Linked DNA regions of Homo sapiens: region 2 is linked to region 1. The links are chromatin contacts, found by Hi-C or POLR2A ChIA-PET in ENCODE. All regions are on one chromosome and are shown on one strand. Each heading gives the region's core, a stretch centred on a gene start or an enhancer-like site at or near the end of the contact. The rest is flanking DNA. Distances are from core to core; before and after follow the strand shown. Region 1 overlaps LOC124907774 (a long non-coding RNA gene). Region 2 has its middle 29 kb from the start of MIR4433A.

Evidence for each region. Hi-C counts contacts between places; a loop is a spot of excess contacts on that map. ChIA-PET counts read pairs that join two places held with the same protein, here RNA polymerase II (POLR2A). Pooled maps may share reads with other maps.
Region 2: a map of heart left ventricle shows a loop between it and region 1 (5-fold over the local background). The contact joins two enhancer-like sites. A Hi-C loop is called at or near these places in 56 of 168 maps with a recorded cell type or tissue (GM12878, GM13976, GM18951 and 34 more), 7 of 37 single-sample maps with no recorded cell type and 20 of 50 pooled maps. POLR2A ChIA-PET finds 5 or more read pairs at or near these places in 23 of 52 experiments (A673, B cell, BJ and 19 more).

Annotation. Positions count from the first base shown.
Region 1 is chr2:64,063,385-64,069,605 of GRCh38, reverse strand. The region is part of intron 1 of LOC124907774 (a long non-coding RNA gene); the gene reads left to right. Among named protein-coding and RNA genes, the nearest start is that of VPS54, 47 kb to the right of the region's middle. Within about 2 kb of position 4,650, at least 14 of the 41 ENCODE cell types and tissues checked have a DNase peak (open chromatin) inside an H3K27ac peak, as active enhancers do; they include A673, ascending aorta, gastrocnemius medialis and 3 more, where a contact is called at or near this core.
Region 2 is chr2:64,308,787-64,314,389 of GRCh38, reverse strand. No RefSeq gene overlaps it. Among named protein-coding and RNA genes, the nearest start is that of MIR4433A, 29 kb to the left of the region's middle. Within about 2 kb of position 1,954, at least 16 of the 41 ENCODE cell types and tissues checked have a DNase peak (open chromatin) inside an H3K27ac peak, as active enhancers do; they include A673, ascending aorta, gastrocnemius medialis and 3 more, where a contact is called at or near this core.

The DNA.
Region 1 (6,221 bases), core at 3,401-5,900:
AGTACAATGGTGCGATCTTGGCTCACTGCAATCTCTGCCTCCCGGGTTCAAGCGATTCTCCTGCCTCAGCCTCCCGAGTAGCTGGGATTACAGGCGCCTGCCACCACAACTGGCTAATTTTTGTATTTTTAGTAGAGACAGCGTTTCACCATGTTGGCCAGGCTGGTCTGGAAATCCTGACCTTAGGTGATCTGCCCGCCTCGGCCTCCCAAAGTGCTGGGATTACAGGCATGAGCCACTGTGCCCGGCCTATTTATTTTTAACAATCATGTTTGGAAAATTTTACAATTGGACAAATCTATCCATTTCAAGTTAAATTTTCTATTCACCATTTTTATGATTGGGCAAGAATCTTAAAGTTAAATATATATATATTTTGTTGCTAACTCAGAAGACATAGTTGTTTTTATTAAACCAACAATATTAAACTAGCCTTATTTACCAAAAGAGTTACTCGAGTCAATGGGAACTTTGGAAAGCATTTATTTGGGCTTACTAATTTCTGAGTGCTCATTTATGTATAAGTGCATTTGGTATCATGAAGACAATATACAAACACATGGATGTGCACAGGTATACATGAAATACAGACAAAGGGCCAGGTGCAGTGGCTCACATCTGTAGTCCCAGAAATTTGGGAGGCCAAGGTGGGAGGACCGCTTGAGCCCAGGAGGCGAAGGTTGCAGTGAGCTGAGATCTCACCACTGCACTTTAGCCTGGGTGACAGAGAAGGACTCTGCATAAAAAAGTCAAAAAGGCCAGGCACAGTGGCTCACGGCTGTAATCCTAGCACTTTGGGAGGCCGAGGTGGGTGGATCACAAGATCAGGAGATCAAGACCATCCTGGCTAACACGGTGAAACCCCGTCTCTACTAAAAATACAAAAAATTAGCCAGGTGTGGTGGCGGGCACCTGTCATCCCAGCTACCCGGGAGGCTGAAGCAGGAGAATGACATGAACCTGGGAGGCGGAGCTTGCAGTGAGCTGAGATCACTCCATTGCACTCCAGCCTGGGCAACAGAGCAAGACTCCATCTCAAAAAAAAAAAAATTTTTTTTAAATATTATATAGATTTGATTTTTTTTTTTTTTTTTTGACAGAGTCTTGCTCTGTCACCAGGCTGGAGTGCAGTGGCATGATCTCGGCTCACTGCAAGCTCTGCCTCCCGGGTTCAAGCAGTTCTCCTGCCTCAGCCTCCTGAGTAGCTGGGACTACAGGCGCATACCACAAAACCTGGCTAATTTTTGTATTTTTAGTAGAGACGGGGTTTCACCATGTTGGCCAGGATGCTCTCGATCTCCTGACCTTGTGATCCACCCACCTCGGCCTCCCAAAGTGCAGGCATGAGCCACTACACTGGCTTTTTTTTTTTTTTTTTGAGATGGAGTCTCACTCTTGTCGCCCAGGCTGGAGTGCAGTGGTGTGATCTCTGCTCACTGCAACCTCCGCCTCCCGGGATCAAGCGATTCTCCCGCCTCAGCCTCCTGAGTAGCTGGGATTACAGGCGCCCACCATGACATCCAGCTAATTTTTGTACTTTTAGTAGAGACAGGCTTTCACCATGTTGACCAGGCTGGTCTTGAACTCCTGACCTCAGGTGATCTGCCCCACCTGGGCCTCCCAAAGTATTGGGATTATAGGCATAAGCCACCACGCCTGGCCTATAGCTTTGATTTTTAAAAGGTTTGAAAGTATCTTTCTCAAGTCAGTGTCACTATAGGATTTATCTGGGTAGGTACAGCAGAATGGGGCTAGGAAGTAAATGACATTGTCAAGAGATTAGTTAAAAGTAATACATAATAGGCTGAGCAGGGATCTAAGTAAAGATAGAAGGGAGTCAATAAAGATTAGGAAGGAGCCTGAGTAGTCTAGTCATTTTTGTTTAGGTGTCCATCCTGCCCCAGTATGGCTTATGTACCTAAGGGAAAACAAACTCCTGTTTCAGAAGTGTGCCCTGATGTTTTAAGTCAGTGTTTCTTCATAGAGGCACTATTGGCATTTTTGGCAGACCAAAATTCCACACGACTGTCCTGTGTCTCCCCTCCCCCATCCCTCTTCCAGTAAAAGCCAGTGGTACTCCCAGTCAGAGCAACATTTCCAAATACTCTGAAGGAGGCAGTGCTGCTCCCAGTTGAGAACCTCTGATCTAAATCAGTCATCATAATCTCAACTCCCTTGTCACTGTAATTGGCTCAAAAATGGATAACTTAGTTCAGAGCTAAGCAAATTAGCACATGGCATTCCCCTAGTCACCATGATTGGTTCAGGTTGTTCTAATTAATGAAAGGCCAGGATTTTTGTTTGATGGTTAAAGACTCACTCCTCAGTTCCTCTGGACTTAATGCAGAAGCATGCAGGCTCAGTTGCTGCTGACCTCCAGCCTGTATAACCACGAGGGGAGCCAATCCCAGAATGAAGCTCACGTTGAGGGTGCGAGAGTAGAGAAAGAGAAGAAACAAGGCCCTTGGTATGTCTGTCTGGCAGGTAACCCAAGGCCTTTGCCACTGCTGAATTTTCAGTTACTTGAGTCGGTAAATGCCCTTAATGTTTAAACCAGTTAGACTTGAGTTTCCTGTAGCCTGCAAATGAAAACATACTACTTAAAAGAGGGAAGCAGAGGGAGGTTGAGTCAAGGGAGTGAAATACGGGGAAGGATATAAATGAGAGTAAGGGATACAACAGATGAATGAAGAGGCTTATGTCTTGGGTAGAAACTGAGGAATACAGGGACAATAGGTATGCTAAGTTTGGCTGGATGCGAGATTTTACAAAAATTAGTCTGGTCTCTTAGACTGGGGGTTGGGGTAATCAGAACAGTTCTAGTATTGTGTTGTGATAACCCAGTGAGGTTTGTATTACTCCAATGTATAGAAGAAGAAACTTGAGACCCACCCAAGTACCTAAAGCTAGTAGCTGGCAGAGGTAAGCCCTAGCAAATTTGATTCCAGCACCTAAGTTCTTTCCACTGCTTCCCCATTGTTATGTGATGCCAATGGGGTGGAAATAACCAGGGTGAGAACAAAAAACCCTTATTAATCCTTCCCACACCTCAATCCAGGATGAAGGGCAAGACCAAATGGGTCAGTGGGATTGTTTTCCCCTGTAAAAGCGATGGGCCACCTGTAGGGTCGGTGGTACAGTGTTTGGAGTACCATGCACAAATGGGTCATGGGCTCGCTGGAAAGGCAAGACAGACAGCTTACCCAACACCTACACAAATGAAGGGAATAACCACAAGGTACACTGAGGAGAAGTGGCTCAAAGATTCTGGTGAGATGAAAACTATTTAAGGTTAATTGCCAAGCACTGAATATCACATTCTGTGCATCTGCATGCTTCTCATTTCAGAAACTTATTTTTCCCCTTTTAATTTATTTTTGAATAGTTCATGCATGCATATGGAAAAAATGCAAAAGGTACAGAAAACGTTCCATGAGAAATAGGTTTTTCTTCCTTCTCTGTCCCTCAGTTATCTTCCCTGGAGGTAACTACTGTTGACAGACTCAATCTTTCCCCTCCGTCTCCTTCCTCCCCCTCTCTCCATTAGAGGCAGGGGTATGTCAAGCTGAGTTCTCTTTATTTGGTAGCAATACAGACCTTCCTAATGTAGCAGGGTTTAAATGTACTCACTAAAAACTAGATTTACAAAAAAAAGCAACTTCATTGTCGATAATGATTTCTTGCTGGAAAGCCCCCATTCCTAACGTAGGTGGAAACACTTGATCTTGCCAATTAAAGGTAACACAGTCTCTTTACGTTTACAACAGTTTTCCTTGGAAACTCACTCAATCTTTCAAGGTTTCTCCCTGATCCAATGGTTCTCCTCTCCCACTTCTCTTTCTTAAGATGTCATTCGGGTCTTGAAAAACTGGCAGAGCAAGTCTGTCTGCCATCATCCAGGCTCTCCCGGCCTCCCTTGATGAGGAAATTATCTCCGGCTTTTGGGCCTAGAACCATTTCCACTACTGACAGCCACGGCCCCTGCCATGGCTCTCAGTGGCAAGGACCATAAGCCTCACAACTTCTTGGCCCAAGGGCCAGGCCTCTTCCAGCCCATTCATCCCATTAGCCTTTATCATTCTACCACTGGATCTCCTAAAGACCATGCATGACCCCAAAGAACAGAAATCACTATCTCAAGCTACTTCTCTGTAGTTACCCCGGTTCCAAACAGAAAGCAGGATACATGCCTCCTCTTCTTTTAGTGCACCCTCCACTCATCTGGGGCAACCCTGTGCTGGTACTCTCTGAATGTCCCAAATTCCTGCCTGCTGCTTTTTTTTTTTTTTTTTTTTTTTTGGGACAGAGTCTCGCTCTGTTGCCCAGGCTGGAGTGCAGTGACGCGATCTCAGCTCATTGCAACCTCCGCCACCCAGATTAAAGCAATTCACCTGCCTCAGCTTCCCGAGTAGCTGGGATTACAGGTGCCCGCCACCACGCCCAGCTAATTTTTTGTATTTTTAGTACAGATGGTTTCACCATGTTAGCCAGGATGGTCTCGATCTCCTGACCTCATGATCCGCCCACCTTGGCCTCCCCAAGTGCTGGGATTACAGGCGTGAACCACTGCACCCGGCCTCTGCCTGCTGCTTTTATCTTCCCTTCCAGTCATGAGAAAGTGGCTCTGACATCATATCCTGTGTTCTTCTTGGCTGTATCTGTGATCTGTTCAGGGGCACTTTTCCAAGTTCTGCCTCACTAGCATATACAAATACATTTTTTTCTTTCAACAATGTCTGGTTTTTGACACTCAAAGCCCTTGATTTCAAACTATTGTTTTGCTATGAATTAATCCTATTTTGAAATTCTAAGCTAAGGGATGACTTATCCAATCTTGGCTGGGTTTTTTTTTCTCCCTGTGACTGAATGCATGCCATTGACTCAAGGGGGAAGCCATGGAGACAAAGACTTACTGGGCAGGCAAATACACTGATTTAACGTCTCACAAAGGTTATCTCCATTACATCAGCATAAGGTTCCCAGAGCCAGCTGAAAGGAAACCAACGTCAGTGTGGCAAATGCTACTGAGTTTTCACATTGTAACAGGGGGTGCAACCGCTGCATGGGAAAATTTCACGGTCCTGAAAGTGAACATGATCAGAATTGAACTACTGATTCCATAACTCTCCAGCCAATTATTGAGGTGCAAACTTGAGTCATTCTGGATTCCTCTCTTTTCTTCACACCTCACATTTAATCCATCTGCAATCAGGGCATCTAATGGAAAGAGGAGCCTTTTTCTAATTTTCACAAAGGCACCGTATGAGCCGGTAGTGGCCTGTTGATGAAACCCTAGGCCAAGCTGCCAGTGTCTGTCACCCGGACTTCTGCCATAGGCTCCTCCCAGATCTCCCCACTTCCGTGTTTGACCTCCTACAATCCATTCTCCACAAAGTAGCCAGATTAAATACAAATGAGATCACACCACTTCCCAGCTTCCTTTCTTTAACTCCTCCTCCAGCTTGTCATCACTCTGATCCGGCTCTGCTTCTTTCATCCTGGCTCCTGTTCAGCCTTATCTCCTTCCAAGCTTTCCCTCTAACTACTTGCCTGTAACCACACTGCCCATCTTGTTGCCTTCAAGTACACGGTACACAAGGCTTGTTTCTATCCCAGGTCCTTTGCACTTACTGTTTCTTTGCTAGCAGAGCTCTTCCCTGGATGCTCACACTGCTGCCTCCTTCACAGCCTTCAGGTCTCAACTCAGATGTCACTAAGCAGCCAAACCACACCCCAGGTACCAACTACCATAGTACTCCGCTTTATTTTCTTCATAGTCCTTAGTTCCTGAAATTGTATTATTTATTTGTTTGTTTACATGTTTATTGCATATCCCCCTTCCCTTAGAATGCAACTGCCTTAAACAGGGACTTGTTTTGTCTTTTTCAGCACTGTGTTTCTAGCATTAAACAGTTGCCTGGCACATTGTTAACACTCAGTAAATATTTGTGGACTGAAACCAACTAATGTCAACCAGGGGAGGGAAGGAGGAAGACAGTATTTTTTAGCTGCACAAGCACCAGTGGATACCATTTTATTTCTTTGCTAGGGAATATTAATTTCCATGTCAGGAAATCATTAAGGTTAATGTGGCTTTCTCGTGAGATACTTAGCTGCGAGACAGAACTAACATCTATATTTATGTCACAGAAAAGCAGTTTTTTCAAATAATCAAGTCAGTCAAAATATAAATTGTTAGCCTTATTTGCCAGGTACAAAAT
Region 2 (5,603 bases), core at 705-3,204, 250 kb before region 1:
TGCCAAAGCCACATTTTCACTAAATCTTGCAATTAGTGGAAAAACTATATTTTAAATACACATGTATAGTAGGTGTATTGAGTATAAGCCTTAATGAAATTCATTTTAAAACAGTGGAGTATCTGCTTGAAGACTGTATGAAGTACATTTTCCCGTGTCTTTTCTTAGGTTAATAAATATCTAGGGACCAGTTTAACTGCCGGCTTCAAGTAACCTACCAAGTAAAATAATATACCTAATGATTCTAGAAGAAGACATTTTCTTCCATTTTGAGGCAGTGTCTCTTATCTTGAAATTATGAATTTGAGGTTTATCTGATAGTGACTTTGCATGACCAAAAATGCTTTGGAGATTATGACATTAATTTTTAAGGAGGAGGAGGTCCAGGACTGTTGTTTTGTTGTGTAAAAATCTGTATTTTAAACATGTAATTCATTTTCAGTTCTACATTTTGTGTATATTGAGTCCATATTGCCGCCTTGGTAGAAAGCACAAAAGAGGGTTTTTAAATTTTCTGTTATATTAGTTATAAATGTTATAAAGGAGATAGAATTGAACAGCTTGTAACTGTACTGAATTTGATTTTCATTTCATAAGATTTATAGAGTGATGTGAGAGTTTAAACTTGTCCTAAAAAGGCTCTTAAATGAAAAACATGTCAGCTGTATTGAAAAAGGGCCTCAAAGAGCTTCTCCCTGCAGGAGTCAGAACTTATTATGGCATCATCAGCTAGTTTCAGTGCTGCTGGTGAAATGTGATTTCTCAGATAAAACAGCATCCCAAGAAATGACATTTACAAAACTTGGTTCTAGCCAGTTTGGAGCAAGAATTCACACATTCACACTGCTGTCCTCACTGCTGGCGGAGACCAAATTGAGAACATTTTTAGCAGGAAGAGCTGGCACTTGGCTCTGAACCCCATGGCTAGCGCCTGTGGAGAAACAGATAAGGAGTTGTACGGTTTGCTCCTAATAACCATGTTCCCTTGACATTGTAAATTTTTGCACAAAATTACCCAGAAGGCATAACAAAATACTCTTTGCTACAGTAAACCACTCCCGTGCATGGAAAGTATATAGTGAGCACTGGAGAGATCCGGGCTTCCTTTTCCAAAGTTTTTGGAACAGACTCCAGGTTTCTTTCCACCCAGGGGAAAAGCTGCTACAACACTTAAGGGCGGGGGGGGAGGGGAGGTGGGAATGATTAAAATTTGTTTTAAATGTGAATCATGACAAACCTATGAATTAGAAACTTAGAGAAAAACTTATTTGAGCAAGGATAGTCGCCAAAAAGCTCAGAGCAAAATTGAAAAAAAAAAAAAAAAGTCCTGATGCTCCAAGACTTCAGACTTGTATGCATCTGGTGCTGTTGAGAGACGCCCTACACTGAACTGTCTCCCCCCGGGGCCAGACGGCGCCTCAAACATTCCCCCACAGCCTCCTTTTAGATGAGGGCACAACTCCGTGAAGCTCCAGGTAGGATCGAATGTTATCTGGAAGAGGAGATACGTTAGTCCCAAACTGCTGATTGTCAAACTATCAGAGTCCTTAAGGAATTGGTCTAAGGGTAGGTAAGTTTGGAACGTAGGAGCTGAGTGGAGAAGGGAAAGGGGATCAAGAAATGGGTTTCGAGCATGAGACAGGGCAGAGCTGGGCATGAAAGGGGCCCTTGGAAACCAAGGGAGATTGGGTGCCTAAATTTTGGGAATAGGAGATGGGATAGAAGCACCTACATTAGTTCTCATTGACTATGACCCAGGTATGCAGAGTTTTTTTAAGCCAATTTTTCATAAGCTGTTATGCAACATTTGTCTTCATCTGTCAGGGAGCCTGCAAACCCAGTTGCACCACACAGTGGCGTGATTGTTTTCCTCCCGTCTACGAAGCTCTGGTTTCAGTGGCTCTGCCAATCACAGCTGTTTCTGGATTGTTCACAGGGACCGGGCACGGGAGCAGCGTGGGCGGCTGAATTCCATAGAAGCAGAGACCTCATTGTGACCATCAGCCCCAACTTGCTTTCATGGGGTTTTCACCAGAGCTTCCCACAACAGCTAAATAAGGGGTAGCATTTCTCCCTCGGGCCCCTGTCTGATGCCTCCTGTCCTCTAAGAGGGGTAGAAAGTGAGAGGAAAAAGCTTAGCAAGTCTGAATTATCCTCAGTCCAGACAATCAGCCAAGGGATAACCAGGAACAACTGGGGTTCCCCCGGATATTTGTTGGCCGTCCTCCCCTCGTGCTCTGCTTTGCAGACCTATCACTCAATGGGCCCTGAGTCAGGGGTAATTTACTAGCTATTTTACCAGTCTCACTACTTCACAGCGGGTGGAAGCTTCCAATTGGCTTGCAGCCCTCTAAAGCTTACAAAAAAAAAAGCCTATTTTCTGCCATATTGAGCTTTTAGGCTCTAGGCAGAGCTTTAATAAACTGAGCCCCAAAAGACGTCCCTCACATAGGGGGCTCTAGACAGCAGCCCTGACGCATGGGCCGATCTATTTCTTGCCTAAATTAAAAAAGTCCAAGTCTATTTTTCCCCCTCTTTCTGGGAAGCTGACCTAAACAAGTAAGGATATGCTATAAATGCCTTTCAAGACTCCACTTGCAGGTTCTAATTATAATTAAGATGATAATATTACTTTGAATTTGCGCTTTCTTCCAGAGTGCCCCGAGCGCTCTCAGCTGCGTGACGGCAGGTATTACGCCCTCATGTGTATCCACTTGCAGCTTCTAATTACACCGTCTTTTGATTCTGATTCTGAACTCACCTTCCTTCCCTGAGCCTGGGGCACAAGGGCCGCCTCACTGGGCTAACTTCCCTCGGTGTCTGGCCTGCCCTTCATTCAAGTTATCTGCTGGAGGAGGTTCCCCTGGCGGGGCCCCTGAGAGCTGGGCCTGACCTGCAGGCCTTTGCAGATGCACTGGCTTCCTCAGGCCCCATCCTGCCGGGAGCCTCTCCGCTGTGGCTGTCGTCACCCTCACTCCCCGGACTCCTGGGTGCCAAAGAGTGAGCCTGGTTTCCTGCCCTGTCTCTAGGGAAGGGCCCCTCTCTGAAGGTGCTCCACACCCAAGCCTGCCCTCAGTGGACTCTCTGCCCTCATTGCCCCATCTCCAGGGCAGGGGCAGGCTTGGACTTGCTCATGTCCCGCTATCCCGTGCTGGCAGAACACAGAAGCTTTGTGTGGTCTTCCAGGATCCCCTTGAATGCGCGCTGTGGGAGGAAATTCTGGCAGACTCTGACTTTTCTGGTCCCTCTAAGCTAAAAGAGTCCTACAGTCACTGAAGCCATGAGATGTAATCTCCTTTCAGAAATCAAATGTCCACTCCTGTGGAATAACAAAAACTCAAAACTGGATTTAGAGTCCTCATCTTTCTCCCAACTCAGGCCTACTATGGGCGTGGGGCGGTTGTGACTGACTCTCCTTGCCCTCTCCTCCCTTCAGCTGCTGACTATAGTGCCCCAGGGTTGGAGGAAGAGGAAGGAGAACTAGAGAAAGGTGCAAGAAAGCTCCAGGGTGGGCCTTCTCAGCACTTAACTGCTATTAAAGTTCAACCTTCCTCAGCAACTCCCTCCCCTTCATCATCACTGAGTTCTCTCACCTGTGGGTCGCAGGTGAAAGGTCGATGCATCGCAATCCCAGCAGCTGCCTCTGCTTCCTTGGTTCCTGGAAATCCAGCAACATCTCTGCTTCTCTTGGCTGAGGTTCCTTTACCCCCAGGGCACTCAATGAGCCAGCTTCCAAGTCCCTGCCTTCATCCTTTCCCCATTTCCCCTAGCCCAGTAAAGCCCTCTGTCTGCGCCCCTCCATCTGAAGACCTTCGAGGTTTTCAAGGCTGGTCCAATCCAGTCTGCCCCCAGACTGAAGGTGATACACATTAAGTTCTCCTTAAGCCCCTCTATCGTGAGAGGAATGAGCTGCATCCTCCATTTCTCCCCACTGTGTGCACAGGCACTGGAGCCTTCTCCAAAAATCCTCCCTGGAAACCTTGTCCCTTCACTCCCATTTTCAACTCTATTTTTAATATGGATCTTGGAGAGGGGGTTAAGAATAATGTTTTTTTCCTGACTCTGTGGGTCTCATTTTGGAACATGGTTTGTGTTGTCTTGGTTCTTTAGATGTAACCCAAACATGGTAGGAAAGGGAAGCATGAGCCGAAGTCCTCCCTGGCCTCCCTTTGGGACTTTTTTTTTTTTTTTTTTTTTTTGAAACAGAGTCTCGCTGTGTTGCCAGGCTGGAGTGCAGTGGTATGATCTCGGCTCGCTGCAACCTCTGCCTCCCGGGTTCAAGCGATTCTTCTGCCTCAGCCTCCTAAGTAGCTGGGACTACAGGTGCACGCCACCATGCCCAGCTAATTTTTGTATTATTAGTAGAGACGGGGTTTCACCATGTTGACCAGGATGGTCTCGATCTCTTGACCTCGTGATCCACCCACCTGGGCCTCCCAAATTGCTGGGATTACAGGCGTGAGCCACCGTGCCCGTTCCCCTTTGGGACTTTAACATCACATGTTCCCAGGGGCTCTGATTGTTAGAATACAGATTGTCCCCGCTTCCAAGTTGGGGCTTTTATGAATCCATAGTGTTAAATCTCTGGAGGAAAACAGAAGGAGGATGTCTGTGTGTGCTTCCCTGTGAAAATCAGTACAGGTGTAGGTAGTCTTCCTCAGGCTCCACTCAAATTTACTTAGGCTTTCCAGCAAGAGCAAGACAGCCATGATGTTTGGGATCATTTTATGCATGTATCTTCTGGGTGCCTGGTACCCAGAAGTTTATTTCACCTAATCCCAATCTATTTCCCTAATGACACAACTATGATGTGTCTTGGAATACTTACCCCTTCTGTTAGTATCATCCAGGTGTCTAAAGGAACAGTTTGAAGAAGCATTCATATATTTTGGAAAATGATAGTCTAAGACACTGCCCAGTATATTATCTTGTATATAGTACCTATAATATACTACTTATTATATAAAAGGTAATATAAAGAGGCCAGGCGGGGTAGCTCATGCCTGTAATCCCAGCACTTTGGGAGGCCGAGGTGGGTGGATTGCCTGAGCTCAGGAGTTCAAGACCAGCCTGGGCAACACAGTGAAACCCCGTCTCTACTAAAATACAAAAAATTAGCCAGGCATGGTGGCATGTGCCTGTAGTCCCAGCTACTCGGGAGGCTGAGGCAGGATAACTGCTTGAACCCAGGAGGTGGAGGTTGCAGTGAGCCAAGATCATGCCACTGCACTCCAGCCTGGGTGACAGAGTGAGACTCTGTCTCCAAAAAAAAAAAAAGTAAGATATTGAGCAGTATCTTTGACTATCATTTGTTACCTTCTGTTAAAGGTAAACATGATAAAACAACTACTGATGTTTAGTGCTAGAAAATATTTCTATCCATAAGCAAACATTTATGCTTCCTTTTATTTGCCAGTGAGAACTATACAACTTGATGTATTGCTTATTTTGCTTTGCCTACCAGGAAGCTCAGCACTAAATTTAGTGTTCAATTGCAGCAACTAATTCATCCCAGCAATCTGGTGTGTTTATCTCATTTCACTTTTATTTGGTTTCTGTTATTTTTCTCTTTTTTAAAGCTTTTGTTGGCCAGGCGCAGTGGC